Regions from separate parts of the Homo sapiens genome. Here region 1 is linked to region 2. A link is a contact called in ENCODE POLR2A ChIA-PET data. All regions are on one chromosome and are shown on one strand. The core of a region is the stretch at or near the end of the contact, and the rest is flanking DNA. Distances in the headings are between cores, read along the strand shown.

Region 1 (7,580 bases), core at 1,685-4,184, 100 kb before region 2:
TCCCAGGGAAGTGAATCTCCTCCAAGAATGGGAATGGCCAGGCTAGCACTTTAGATTTCTTATGGCATGTCTAAGAAACAAGAAGGCAGGCCAGGTGCAGTGGCTCACACCTGTAATCCCAGCACTTTGGGAGGCCAAGGTGGGTGGATCACTTGAGGTCAGGAGTTCGAGACGAGCCTGGCCAACATGGTGAAACCCCGTCTCCACTAAAAAAAAAAAAATACAAAAATTAGCTGGGCATGGTGGTACGTGCCTGTAGTCCCAGTTCCTTGGGAGGCTGGGGTGGGAGAATCGCATGAGCCCAGGACGGGGAGGTTGCAGTAAGTCAAGATCGCACCACTCCATTCCAGCCTGGGCAACAGAGGGAGACTCCATCTCAAAAAACAAAACAAAACAAAAAACAACAACAACAAAAAAACGCGGAAACAAGTGAGGCATTGAAATCTTCAGTTTGCTCCCTTCCCTGAGCATCCTGGAGCATAAGTCTAGTACAGTTTGCTCAACTGGAAAGACAATATTAAAATCAGTTTCAAGCCAGGCACAGAGGCTCACGCCTGTAATCCCAGCACTTTGGGAGGCTGAGGCAGGTGGATCACTTGAGGCCAGGAGTTCAAGACCAGCCTGGCCAACATGGTGAAACCCCATCTCTACTAAAAATACAAAAATTAGCTGGGCATGGTGGCACTTGCCTGTAGTCCCAGCTATTTGGGAGGCTGAGGCAGGAGAATCACTTGAACCCGGAAGGCAGAGGTTGCAATGAGCAAAGATTGCGCCACTGCACTCCAGCCTGAGGGACAGAGTGAAACTCCGCCTCAAGAAAAACAAGGCAGTTCAAGAAATTCATCTCTACCTTATTTGCTTCGGGAAAAAAACTTAACCAGCAGTAGATTTGGCAAACTTTCTCCTCTTTCGTGAAACAGCTCTTCTCTAAGCCAAGCAGATCAGCGGGATCAGCAGGGTGGACTCGCTGGCACTTTGTCCTCTTTCTCCCCTTCAGCATCTGTTGCTTCTTAATGACCTGGTGAATAGTCCTGGTATCTGAGAGGAGTTCTGAAATTTGGGGGTTTTTTTTACCCAAGTGGTGTGTGATGGGGGCTTTCTAGTGTTGAATCTGCAATACACAATTCACTTGAACTCCGGAAAATAAGTGAAAGGGCCAGATATCCAGGTATGCCTGGGCAGTTAATGTAGAGCTAACCCCCATTCCACAATGCTCCACTCACTCTCCAGCCAGCCTCACTTCACTTCAAAACAGCCGCAGCTCAGGCCCCAAAGAGATCCTATATGTTCTAAACATAATCACTTGTCTGCATTCCTGGGGAAGGGAGTTGATGAAGGCTCCTACCATTCCAGCTGAAGCTCTGCAGAGTATCTCTTAGGAGTTTGCATTCCCGGTTATACTTCCAAGCCTCCTGCATTACTTCATTCAGTTTCTCATCTTCATTCTCTCCTATTGGTAAGGATGAAGAGGAATTTGCATTTTTCCTGCAGCATCATGGGGTTTTAGTGTGAGAGATGGAGGGACGTGATGTCCAACTGGTTGAAAAATGTTGACTGAATGTGCAAAACTTCACCAGACAAGGGCTTTACTGCTAGTCCCTACATTATGTAGACCGCATCTGGTATGTGGACTCTTTTTTACTCTGACATCTTTATACAAATCCACTGATGGCCCCAGAGTCTTAGCACCAGGGGATGGGAAATAGGCTGTGGCAGACTCTATTGCTGAACAAAAGACACCTGGTCAACCAAAGACCAAAAAGTGGGAGAGTGGGCTACTTTCTCTCCCCTAAGCTCATTTCTTACTTTAGAAAGCTATCTGAGGTACACTACATGAGTTCTCTTAAAACCCAAGGAATCTAGGGAGATAGATAGGTCAACCCAACTGTTTTCTGGCCTAGTACGTGAAGCATCTCATTTATCTGCTGAGAATAGCCCCTCACCCGCCGATGAGTGGAGAGAGAACATAACGAAAGAAAGCTCTCACTCCAAAGGACCCACGTGTAAGTCACTCTGCCCATGACATGAGTAGCAGCAGGAGCCACTTCTGAACTAAGGAGGTATTCTCTTATTTATGAGCTAATGGCAGCCTTGCACTCTAAAGGCTCTGGAAATGGTTAACAGCCTGCAATGAGATTCAGACCCTACCCACATTTTCCATTCTCCATCCCCCAACCTGTGCCCTTGTTGTCAAACTAAGAAAACACAAAATTGCATGCTTGCACCTGACACTGCCAATTAAGTCTAAACTAGAAATTCCACAGAAACAAAGGAGGGGCAGAACTTAACTGCATTTCTAAGCTCCCACTGTCCAATCTTTTTAGTGGGCATAGACTACCTTATATAATGTACTTTTCTTATAACACAAGATGAAACAGACAACCCAAAATTAAACCATTCCTTTTGCCATGTGCATGCATACACCCACCCACCCCTGCACACACACACTCACAGACACACAGAGGATTAGTAAATGGTGTGACCTTTACCAGCCTGGGGGAGAATACACTGAGCAATCACATCTCGGAGTTTTTCCAAGGCAACATTGGAATCCTCGGCTCCATTCTCATGGTCGTGGATATAGACACTGTCCTTTGGCTTGGTGCTTTAAGAGTTTGAGGGAGGGGTAATGACAACGTGAGACCCCAAAAACCAACTCTGGACAGATATTACCTCTAAACATAAGGCAACAGATGTATCAGAAAAATAACAATAGTGTCCAACTCCTGATACTATTTAAAGAACTTATCCTCTCCACCCTCTTCAGAGGCTAAAGACCCCTAGCTGAGCAAGTTAAATTTCTTAAATTTCAGAACCCAGTACTCAGCCATTCCAGCCATGAAGAAGAATCGAAGAAATAAGCTCAGTTACCCAAGTAACTTCCTCTTCCGCAGAATGGGGTTGTTCACTGAGTGCAGGGGTTTGAGGCTGACTTTCAGATCCTGGATTCTCATGTTGGCCAACTGTTCCGCGTGAGCCTGCTGGATTCCTGCAACCACTGCCTGAATGCAAACACTGCCGTCAGTTTTTCATATTCATTGCTGGGCACCTAAAAAGCCAGTCTAAGAAAGTGGAAAGGAAAAGCTCAAAGTACTAAGAAGGTAATTTCACTCTTATGCTGAAGGAATATAAATATTTTGATAAGGCAAAGGACTTTTCCCCATGGATCAACAGGAACCAGGAAACACCAGGCCAACCAAAGGTCACACAACAACTAGCCCTTCTTCCCTGGTGGGGGGACAGAAATGCGAGTAAGAAATACCAGCAGGAACCCCACTCAAAGCCACTACTGAGGGGAAGTGTAAAGAGGCACATATGGACATCAGCGGAAAGGCTGGCAGGCTGCTGCCCAAGAAGCCTTACAGACGGTATTGATTCACCTCAGCCCTGACAGCTCAGAGCCCTGACCATCTCACATGGCCAAGGCTGAGGCCACATGACCGAGGCCACAACCAGTCAAGTAATTTACAGTGAGAAATAGCTGTCATGGAGTCTGGAACTCTGGAAGTTTGTGCTTTTATGAACAGTGTATAATCTCACTACGGGCAGACGAAATCATCAGAAGGCTTCATAGGAATATGATCCCATTTTTGTATTTTTTTTTCCATTTTTGTACTTTAAAAGAAGGACAGAATGTGTGTGTGTGTGTGTGTGTGTGTGTGTGTGTGTGTGTGTATCCCAGAAAACGATCAGGAAGTATACATCAAGCCATAGATTACCTCACCTCTGAGGGGTGTGACTGTGGCAGGGAATGAAAGGGAACTTTTACTTTTTAACACGGCTGTACCACCTGAATTTTCACAACAAGAATTTTTTTGAGAGAGTCTTGCTCTGTCTCCCAGGCTGGAGTGCAGTGGTGCAGTCTTGACTCACTGCAACCTCTGCCGCTGCCAGGTTCAAGCAATTCTCCTGCCTCAACCTCCAGAGTAGCTGGGATTACAGGCGCATGCCACCACGCCCAGCTAATTTTTGTATTTTCAGTAGAGATGGGGTTTCCTCATGTTGGCCAGGCTAGTCTGGAACTCTTGACCTCAAGTGATCTGCCTGCCTCAGCCTCTCAAAACTGCTGGGATTACAGGCGTAAGCCACCATGCCTGGCCTTATCTCCTCATTTTTAAGATCTTGAGTAACCTCTATGTGCTGACAACCAGGATCTAAGTAATCCCTTTGGATTTTTGAATGACCAAACCATTTCTGGACAACAGGAAGACAACCACCCACAAATCAAAGAGAAGGCAGAGAACTGTACTTTCCAGTTCTCCTTTTTCTTCCATGCTCCAGCTAAACTTAGAAAGAGACGTCTAACACTTCCACCCTACCCCTTCAAAGCTGTTAACACTCAAGTCTGTGTCACCGCTTTGAGCTCACAGCCACACTATGGTCCCACCCTATAAATCTCATTCATTTGAATGTTCCTCTGCCATCTCAAACAATATCTAAAACCTAAAAGACTCCCTCTCACCCAAACCAGCCTCCTTCCTAATCTGTCAATGTTATCACCAGATATGCCACAACTGTCCCCTTATATCTAGTCTATCACGAAAAACTGTAGAAATTTTTCTTCAAAAATATTTAGCCTGTTCATTCACCTCTACTTCTCTGCTCCCACAGCCACCTCCGACTTCTAGATTACTGCAGAAGTATTAGGCTGGCAAGTCTGCAAGTCGCCAAGTCTGACTATCTCTAAATACCTTCCTAGTGGCAAATCTCTTCTCAAAAAGCTACTATGGCCTCTCAGCTGCATCCCACTAAGACTTAAACCCCTCTGTCCACTTGCAAAGCCTGGCCCTGCCACACCCATCTCATTAACTTCCCATTAGTGAGGCCAAATTATTTTTCCCGATGATGTATTTGCATGTGTTTTTTTGCTTATGCTGTTCGCCACGCATGGGCGTTTACACTGTCTACTCAAATTCTTCAAGGACAGCGCATGTCCGAACATGAGAAAGAACTCAGATGCTGCAACACAGAAGACAGTTAATACATGTGAGGGGTTCTGCCTTCTCTTTGGGAAAATTACATCCCTTCAAAGATGTGCTCTTTTTCTGAATTCCCACAGCATTCACAGGAAAGTTAACATGCAAAGCTCTGATATTTGAAATGTTCCCTCTTTGTTTCATGTTTATTGGCCTTGCCTTCCCAGCCAGTCTTATTTAAACCCCTTGGGGAAAGGGAGGGTATCTTAAACTGTTCTGTGCCCGCAGCCCTGTAGCAGAAATATGGAGGCTATTCCTTTGAGTGCTCCCTTAGTTTATATTCACCAGGCCTTGATTTGGTCTTTTACCGAAAGAAATTCCTTATTTTGGATCCTGACTCTCAGGAAACCAGAGATGTTTCTCTGGGAAGGATCGTGTACTCTGCACTGTTTTGCCTCTAACCCCTCACTGAGCCAAGCCCCAGCATTCCTTCCCAACACAGTCTTTTCAGCCAACAAAGTAAACATCATTCAAAACCTTGTCCATCATCAGCTGAGCAGAAGGCAGCACATTATCCAGGGCCTCGGTGGAATTGAGCCAGGGGTGGTCCAGCACTCCCTCGATGGTGAGTCTCTCCTCCGGTTTGACCTTCAGGAGCCTGTGGAGAAAACGCCAACAGGGCTGCCATGCACAGTTGCTACCAAAAGGCCATAGGAAGTTCCTGGACCTGGCTCTAAACAGTTCTGGTTACTTCTGACTTCTGCAAGCCTGGGCTTTCCACCTGCAGAGCACAGATGGGATTCTAGTCTCCAACCACTTGTAGGGGTACTATGGCTTGAGGCAGTCCTTTGTATACTGGAAAAAGTGAGATTAAAATGGTAGAAAAGGGCTTAATCCAGTGATACTTTTGAGTTCTAGGGTTTAATAAGGTAATCCTACATATGGCTTATAGTTCCTCAGACCTTGAATCTCCATACTGAGGTTTCTAGGACAATGGGCTTTAACTTCCAAAAGGAACTCAGAGTGCTCTTTTTGGCTGATAGTGGCTGCAGAATTAGTTGAAGGGTCATGAGGTTCTGGAAAAGCAGGTTGCTACCCAATATAAAACTCCTAGATGTCACCATATGGCAGGACATGAGCCCATTATTCCACAGACATTCAAAAGCTAAAAACCTAGAGTCTCTGAGACAGGGATGGCATTTCCTTCTAAGCCCAGGGTGTTGCTTCTGTGCTGTCTGCCTTCAGATCATGCTTCTTTCCATCTTGTTCATTCCCACTGATGTGGTTCCTAGCTCATCTCAGCCCGTTCCCTCCTTCCAACTCCATCTCTCATTACAAATGTCAGGACAACATGCCTAACTGCTCCTTCAGCTTGTCTGCCACCTTCTTCTGGATCATTCTGAACAGATGGCTTCAGATTCTAAAGAAAGGATTATCTGGAAGATCCCAAAACCAAAAAGATAATCAGTGTTGCTCTAGGGACAGGAAATGTATTCTATAGAAAACTGGCAAAGAACTACTTACAGGACATTGAGGTTTTGGTCAAATAGCTGGGAATACAGCAAGGAAATAGCATGTCAAGACAGATGGTGATTTAATCATTGCACCCACGTTCCTAAAAACTTGTACTTGTCTATTTTAGAAAACAGTCCCTCTTTATAGCACACAGAACCTGCCCCCAACCCCCACCTTCTAATCAACAGGACAAGCTTACTTTTGAAAGGGAGTAATTTCCACGGAGAAATGGCTGTACTGTTGGGAGACAGCTCCCAGGTGTTGCCCCTAAACATGTACCTTCATCCCATTATAGAGGAAGAAACTGAGACCAACAAGGGAGACACTGCTCAGTGAAGACCCAGCAGTGGGAAGACAGGGGCAGTGCCTAAGTCCATGGGCACCCAGCCTCCCACACAGGTGGGCAGAAAAAACAAACATATTCTAATTTAGGCCTGACTTCTTACCTAGTCCTACAGCTACCAAAAGACTCTGAATATCAACTCTCCCTCATCCACTCACTAGCCCTAATTCTGACTAAATCTTCCCATCTTAAGATATGCCAGAGCAGCTGGGTGCGGTGGCTCACGCCTGTAATCCCAGCACTTGGGAAGGCCGAGGCGGGCAGATCGCTTGAGATCAGTAGTTTGAGACCAGCCTGGCCAACATGGTCAAACCCCATCTCTACTTAAAATACAAAAATGAGCTGGGCGTGTTAGCGGGCTCCTGTAATCCCAGCTACTGCCGAGGCTGAGGCAGGAGAATCACTTGAACCCAGGAGGTGGAGGTTGCAGTGAGCCAAGATTGTACCACTGCACTCCACCCTGGGCAACAGAGCGAGACTCCATCTCAAAGCAACCAACTGGCAGCGCGAAGGTGGAGGGTGGGGTCCAGGCCTGACAAACCCACATAACCACAGCATCCAAGGATGCTGTTTGTCATCTCGGCACCTAGTTCACCTCCTGGCATTGTATCTGTCCCAAATGACATGCCAGCTCACAGGTAAGAAGGACAGCACACCAGGTCTATAATTTAGGGTCTTGAATTAATGTGCAGAGACTGCCTATGGAGGGACCTGGGTTCACACCCTGGGGACAAAGTCTAGGGATGCAACAGGAGGGAGGAAAGCTTCATTCGCACCAAGGTGTGGACACTGAGAACAGTCACCTC
Region 2 (6,959 bases), core at 2,851-5,350:
GCAACCAGACCACGAAGGGCTCAACCCTGCCCCACCCCTCCTGGTACCTACAGGGTCGTCCTGGAGGAAAAGGCCTCCGCTTGACACCCGGGAGCTCACCTTGAGCATGTCGTCCACTGAGGACAGGGGGAGCTTGGGCCAAGGAGGCTGCAAGCTTGAGGCCAGGGTCACCTTACCTCAGTGGAGCCTGTGAATGCCACTTTGTCCACATCCTCATGGGAGGCAATGGCGGCCCCAGCCGTGGGGCCAAATCCAGGCACAATGTTGACCACACCAGGGGGAAAGCCAGCCTGTGAGCAAACAGCCAGGGGACATTGGGAGTCACCCTCCTATTCTGAAGGGCTCAACCAGGGGAAGACACATCCTTTCTCAGAGAGGGTGGGACAGTCTGCCAAGGACACATGTGGTCAGAAGCTAATTGTATGGGGCACTACATGGGAATTCTAAATGGGACGGAGAAGGAGTCTGTTCGCTGGGGTTCCCTGTGTCTTTGCCCCTCCCCTGACAGCATTCACTTAGAACAACAGTGGGTTTTTGTTTGTTTTTTGAGACCGAGTCTCTCTCTGGCACCCAGGCTGGAGTGCAGTGGTGTGATCACAGCTCACTGCAGCCTCAAACTCCTGGGCTCAAGTGATCCTCCTGCCTTAACCTCCCAAGTAGTTGGGACTACAGGTGCATGCCACCCAGCTGATTTTTAATTTTTTGTAGAGATGGGGTCTTGCTATGTTGCTCAGGCTGGTCTCAAACTCCTGAACTCAAGCAACCCTCCTGCTTTGGCCACCCAAAGTGCTGGGATTGCAGGCGTGAGCCACCAAGCCTGGCCTAGAGCAATATTTTTAATTCTTCAAAGGGGATCTTGCAGTGAAGTCCAATGTGGAAAAAAGCTAAGAGGGAGCCACTCTGGTTCACATGGTGATGGGGGCTCCACAAACACACCTCCCTGTTTAGGGACCCCTGAGACCCTTCTCAGAACTCCTTTAGAACAAGCCTCAACAAGGGCATTTAGAGGTTAAGACCAGGATAAGCCACGCACCTCCTTGATCAGGTTGGCCACATAGAGGGCGGTGAGGGGTGTCTGCTCAGCTACCTTCATCACAACCACGTTTCCAGTTGCCAAGGCTGGGCCCAGCTTCCATGCTTGCATCAGGAGCGGGAAATTCCACTGCAACAAACAACAGCAGCCCTCGAAATCCAAGCTTCCTCAGAGAACTACACTGGGTAGCAGAAGGTGGCAACCCCAGAGGGCAGAAGCAGCACCGAGTTCTCTGAACCCTGCGTGTCCTCCCCTAACTCCATCCATCGTGGTTTTAAGATGAATGGATGAGGCAGGCGGTGCACAACGATGACAGACTCACATTTATCCGTGCTTTTATGTCCGTGACACCATGCTAAGCCCTAATTACCTCCCTAAGACAGGCACTATGTTCATTTCCACTTTTCAGATGGGGAAACTGAGGCTTGGGGGATAAGTGACTTGCCCAAGGTTACAGAATTCACGAGTGGCAGTGCTGAGACTCAAACCGGATTGGCTTTGTCAGAGCCCATCTTCTTACCTGCCACCCAGGCTGCCTTCCGACACCACCCCAGAACCTCTGCAATGAGTCTGGCAGACTGCCAAATCTCAGGGCACCCTGAAGAAACTCCAGGGAGGCTGGACTCACCGGAATGATCTGCCCGCACACCCCCACAGGTTCATGGCGTGTGTAGCTGAAGAAGTCTCCGTCAATGGGGATGGTTTTCCCGTGGTACTTATCAGCCCAGCCGGCATAATACCTTTAAACAAAGAAACGTTCAAGCTCGAATCAATGATTGTCAGGGACCCCTGCAAACCCTGGCAGAAAGAGAAGACTCAAACTGGTCCAGCTGAGTCTTTCTGAAAACTGTCTTTGCTTTTGGCTTATTCAGAGAGAGACAAGTGACTGCAAAGGTCACGAAAATCTACTCTAGGTAGCTAACCCCCAAGCCTCAGAATCGCCTGGGGTTCTTGTAAAAAACACCAGATCCCAGGAGTCCATTTCCAATCTACTCAATCCCACTCTCTGGGGCTCATGCCCAGGAATTAGATTTTTTTTTTTTCTTTCTTTTCTTTTCTTTTTTTTTTTTTGAGACAGCGTCTCGCTCTGTCTCCCAGGATGGAGTGCAGTGGTGTGATCTGGGCTCACTGCAACCTCGGCCCCCCAGGTTCAAGCGATTCTCTACCTCAGCCTCCCAAGTAGCTGGGATTACAGGCACCTGCCACCATGCCTGACCTTCTTTGTTTTTTTTAAGAAACAGGGTCTTGCTGGGTGTGGTGGCTCACACTTGTAATCCCAGCACTTTGGGAGGCCTAGGTGAGCAGATCACGAGGTCAGGAGTTCGAGACCAGCCTGGCCAAGGTGGTGAAACCCCGTCTCTACTAAAAATACAAAAAATTAGCTGGGCGTGGTGGCGGGTGCCTGTAATCCCAGCACCTCGGGAGGCTGAGGCAGAAGAATGGCTTAAACCTGGGAGGCGGAGGTTGCAGTGAGCCGAGATCACGCCACTGTACTCCAGCCTGGGCAACAGAGCGAGACTCTGTCTCAAAAAAAAAAAAAAAAAAGAAAAGAAAGAAAGAAACAGGGTCTTGCTCAGTTGCCCAGGCTGGAGTACAGTGGCACAATCATAACTCACTGTAGCCTTGACCTCCTGGGCTCAAGTGATCCTCCCACCTTAGCCTCCTGAGTAGCTGAGACTACAGGCACATGTCACCATGCCTGGCTAATGTTTTTAAATTTTTTGTAGAGATGTGGGTCTCCCTATATTGCCCAGGCTGCTCTCAAACTCCTGAGCTCAAGTGATCCTCCTGCCTTGGCCTCCCAAAGTGCTGGGATTACAGGCTCGAGCCATTAGCACCTGGCTAGTGACCTGGGTTTGAACATGGGTTTGTGACCCTGGAAGAAAGCTAGCTAGGGGGTTGCCAATCTATGCAAGCCCAGGCATTGCAGCTTCCCTCCCCCAGATCTATACAAACACAGTCTACATGACATGTGTTTTGCAAGCCCCAGAAGTTATTTCATCAGCACAAAAGCAGAATGCCAAAATTCAGGAAAGCATGTGGCCCCAACTGAGATGTACCAGGCTGCTCTCTCTGGGGTGTCCTTGCAGAGGGAGTTTTTCAGCCTTGGCACTGCTGACATCTGGGGCTGGAGAATTCTTTGTTGTGGGACTGTCCTGGGCATTGTACGATGTTGAGCAGCATCTCTGACCTCTATCCACTAGATGCCAGTAGTACCCTTCCCCTCGCAGTCGAGGCTGCCAAAAATGTCTCTGGACATTGCCCAGTGTCCCCGGGGAGGCGTGATTGCCCTGGCTGTGTGCACCTGTTGTGAAGGATACCGACTGTTTTCTTTTTTTTTTTCTTTTTTTTGAGACGAAGTCTCGCTCTTGTCTCCCAGGCTGGAGTGCAGTGGCGCGATCTCAGCTCACTGCAACCTCCGCCTCCCAGGTTCAAGCGGTTCTCCTGCCTCAGACTCCCAAGTAGCATGCCTGCCAAGACGCCCATCTAAGTTTTAATTTTTTTATTTTTTATTTTTTTTTCTGAGACAGAGTCTCGCTCTGTTGCCCAGGCTGGAGTGCAGTGGCGCGATCTCAGCTCACTGCAAGCTCCACCTCCCAGGTTCACACCATTCTCCTGCCTCAGCCTCCTGAGTAGCTGGGACTATAGGCGCCTGCCACCAAGCCCAGCTAATTTTTTATATATATATATTTTTAGTAGAGATGGGGTTTCACCGTGTTAGCCAGGATGGTCTCGATTTCCTGACCTCGTGATCCCCCCGCCGCGACCTCCCAAAGTGCTGGGATTACAGGCATGAGCCACCGCGCACAGCCTAAGTTTTGTATTTTTAGTAGAGACGGGGTTTCATCATGTTGGCCAGGCTGGTCTCGAACTCCTGACCTCAGGTGATCCACCCAGCTCGGCCTCCCAAACTGCTGGGATTATGGGAGTGAGCCACTGCGCCCGGCCCAACTGTTTTCTTGTCCAACCTCTACTCTTCTGGCACTGCTTCCTCCCCACCACCTCTGTTTACATGTCATAGGGAGGCAGCCATTATGTACACAAATGATCTGTCCACCCTTGGCCACAGCTGGCCAGAACCAAGGCCAGCCACTCAGGGTCCTCCCTCAGGAATATGGCATTACAACTAAAAGATGACAGCTTAGCCTGGCTGGAATCAGGCATGGAGGTACAAGAACAGGTGGTGTGGGCTACCAGGTCCCAATGTAAAAACTGGCCCTCAAAGCCAGTGTAGCTGAGGAGAATGAAGCAAGCAGGGAGGTGAGTGAGACTCAATGGCCTTTTGCATTAGAGACCTCTTGACTCTATCGTTTAAGTTGGGCTCAGTGAATTTCTTTCTTTCCTTTTTTTTTTGTTGAGATGGAGCCTCAGTCTGTCACCCAGACTGGAGTGCAATGGCACGATCTCGGCTCACTGTAACCTCCACCTCCTGGGTTCAAGTGATTCTCGTGCCTCAGCCTCCTGAGTAGCTGAGATTACAGGCATGCGCCACTACTGCCTGGTTAATTTTTGTATATTTAGTAGAGATGGGGTTTCACCATGTTGGCCAGGCTCCTCTTGGACTTCTGACCTCAAATGATCCACCCGCCTCAGCCTCCCAAAGTGCTAGGATTACAGGTGTGAGCCACTGTGCCTGGCCTCAGTGAATTTCTGGCAGCTCCAACACATGGGCTTTAACAAAGCCCTTGTTCCTTGGTCATTGAAATGTTTATGTTTGCTGGGCATAGTAACTCATGCCTGTAATCCCAGCACTTTGGGAGGCCGAGGTGGGAGGATCACTTGAGCCCAGGAGTCCAAAACTAGCCTGGGCAACATAGCAAGACCCCCGTCTCTACAAAAAATTTAAAAAGTATCCAGGCATGGTGATGCACGCCTGTGGTCCCAGCTACTTAGGAGGCTGAAGTGGGAAGATTGCTTGAGCCCAGAAGGTCAACACTGCAGTGAACTATGATTGTGCCACTGCACTCCAGCCTGGGCAAGAGTGAGACCCTGCCTCAAAAAAAAAAAATTAAAATTATCAATCAATCGCCAGGCGTGGTGGCTCACGCCTCTAATCTCAGCACTTTGGGAAGCCAAGGAGGGTGGATCACAAGGTCAGGAGATTGAGACCATCCTGGCTAACACGGTGAAACCCCATCTCCACTAAAAATACAAAAAATCAGCCGGGCATGGTGGCGGGCGCCTGTAGTCCCAGCTACTCAGGAGGCTGAGGCAGGAGAATGGCATGAACCCGGGAGGCGGAGCTTGCAGTGAGCTGAGATCGCACCACTGCACTCCAGCCTGGGCAACAGAGCGAGACTCCATCTCAAAAAATAATAATAATAATCAATCAATCAATCAATCAAACATTTTTGATTAAACCAAACCCAAAGCTAGTAAAAGGAAGGAAATAAAGACTGAAACGGAGATAGACAAAAGACAATATTTTCTTGAATAGAAAAATAATAAAATCAACAAAACCAAAAGTTTGGTTCTTTGAAAACATTTACAAAATGGACAAACCTTTAGCTAGGCTAAGAAACAGAGAGAAGACCCAAATAAGTAAAACTGAAAATGAAGACAACACTACAGATCTTACAGAGATAAAAAGGATTATAAGAGAATACTGTGAACAATTGTACACCAACAAATTAGATAACCTCGATAAAATGGACAAGTTCCAAATAACACAGAAAGTACCAAAAGTGACTCAAGAACAAAAGAAAGCATTTATGACTAATCACAATTTGTGATATTGAAGGATTTTCCCATGAGCTGGAGTCTAAATAGAGTAGCCTTCTCTGACTCCTGTGATCCTTTTGAATTTTTGTAATTTATTCATTTTTTGTTTTTGTTTTTGAGACAGAGTCTCACTCTGTCACCTAGGCTGGAGTGCAGTGGCGTGATCTTGGCTCACTGTGACCTCCACTTCCAGGGATCAAGAGATTCTTCTACCTTAGCCTCCTGAGTAGCTGGTATTACAGGTGTGCGCCACCATGCCCAGCTAATTTTTGTATTTTTAGTAGAGATGGGGTTTCATCATGTTGACCAGGCTGGTCTCAAACTCTTGACCTCACGTAATCCACCTGGCTCAGCCTCCCAAAGTGCTGGGATTATAGGCATGAGATACCGCGCTCTGCCCCTTTTGAATTTTTGTAATTTAATTTTTACCTCCTAACAACGTTGCCTCCCCTTTTCCCCTGCCAGAACAAAGAACAGGAAAGCTGAGCCCATACCGGAGACATTTGAGGACCATGTCCAAATCCACCAGGTAGGAGATGACATAGGGCTTGCCATTGTCCAGGGTCTCCAAGGCCTGAGAAGAAAACAAGGTCAGCAGAGACATGGGTGCAGGAATGAGAGGAAAACAAAGGGCTGACAGAGGGCGCCAAGGCTGGGACTGAGAAGGGCTGGTGCAAGCCCAGGGTGAGAGTCCGCTTTGTGCCCCAAATGTCACTAGCATCTCTGGACTATTGCCATGGTCTCTCCAAAGGCAGGGAGGAGGAGGAAGGGGGCCAGGCAGGATGAGCCACCAATTTCTCACTCAGTGATTTCATAAACACACTCTTTTAGCTTCTGCTCTCTACCATATCCAGGTGCTGGGATAGAGACCAGCGTGGAGCTTACAGAGCAAAGAGACTGTGCATAATGACACAAGTCCTCAGTCACATGTGTTAAGAGTGCTAGAGGCCGGATGTAGTGACTTGCAGCTATAATCCCAGCACTTTGGGAGGCCGAGGCAGGTGTTCGAGACCAGCCTGACCAAAACAGTGAAACCTTGACTTTATCAAAAATACAAAATTAGCTGGGCATGGTGGTGCACACCTGTAATCCCAGCTAGTGGGGAGGCTGAGGCAGGAGAATTGCTTGAACTTGGGAGGTAGAGGTTGCAGTGAGCCGAGATTGTGCCATTGCACTCCAGCCTGGGTGAAGAGTGAGACTCCAT

Evidence for each region. ChIA-PET counts read pairs that join two places held with the same protein, here RNA polymerase II (POLR2A).
Region 1: POLR2A ChIA-PET joins it to region 2 with 11 read pairs in PC-9. The contact joins two enhancer-like sites. POLR2A ChIA-PET finds 5 or more read pairs at or near these places in 3 of 52 experiments (K562, PC-9 and activated CD4-positive, alpha-beta T cell).

Annotation. Positions count from the first base shown.
Region 1 is chr12:111,883,910-111,891,489 of GRCh38, reverse strand. MAPKAPK5 (MAPK activated protein kinase 5) reads right to left here. Exons shown (of 14, transcript NM_003668.4): 10 at 5,454-5,574; 11 at 2,872-3,002; 12 at 2,490-2,605; 13 at 1,346-1,450. Among named protein-coding and RNA genes, the nearest start is that of MAPKAPK5-AS1, 45 kb to the right of the region's middle. Within about 2 kb of position 2,934, at least 2 of the 41 ENCODE cell types and tissues checked have a DNase peak (open chromatin) inside an H3K27ac peak, as active enhancers do.
Region 2 is chr12:111,784,637-111,791,595 of GRCh38, reverse strand. ALDH2 (aldehyde dehydrogenase 2 family member) reads right to left here. Exons shown (of 13, transcript NM_000690.4): 4 at 6,250-6,329; 5 at 1,662-1,773; 6 at 1,034-1,162; 7 at 177-290. Among named protein-coding and RNA genes, the nearest start is that of MIR6761, 12 kb to the left of the region's middle. RefSeq lists an enhancer at 1-610. Within about 2 kb of position 4,100, at least 9 of the 41 ENCODE cell types and tissues checked have a DNase peak (open chromatin) inside an H3K27ac peak, as active enhancers do.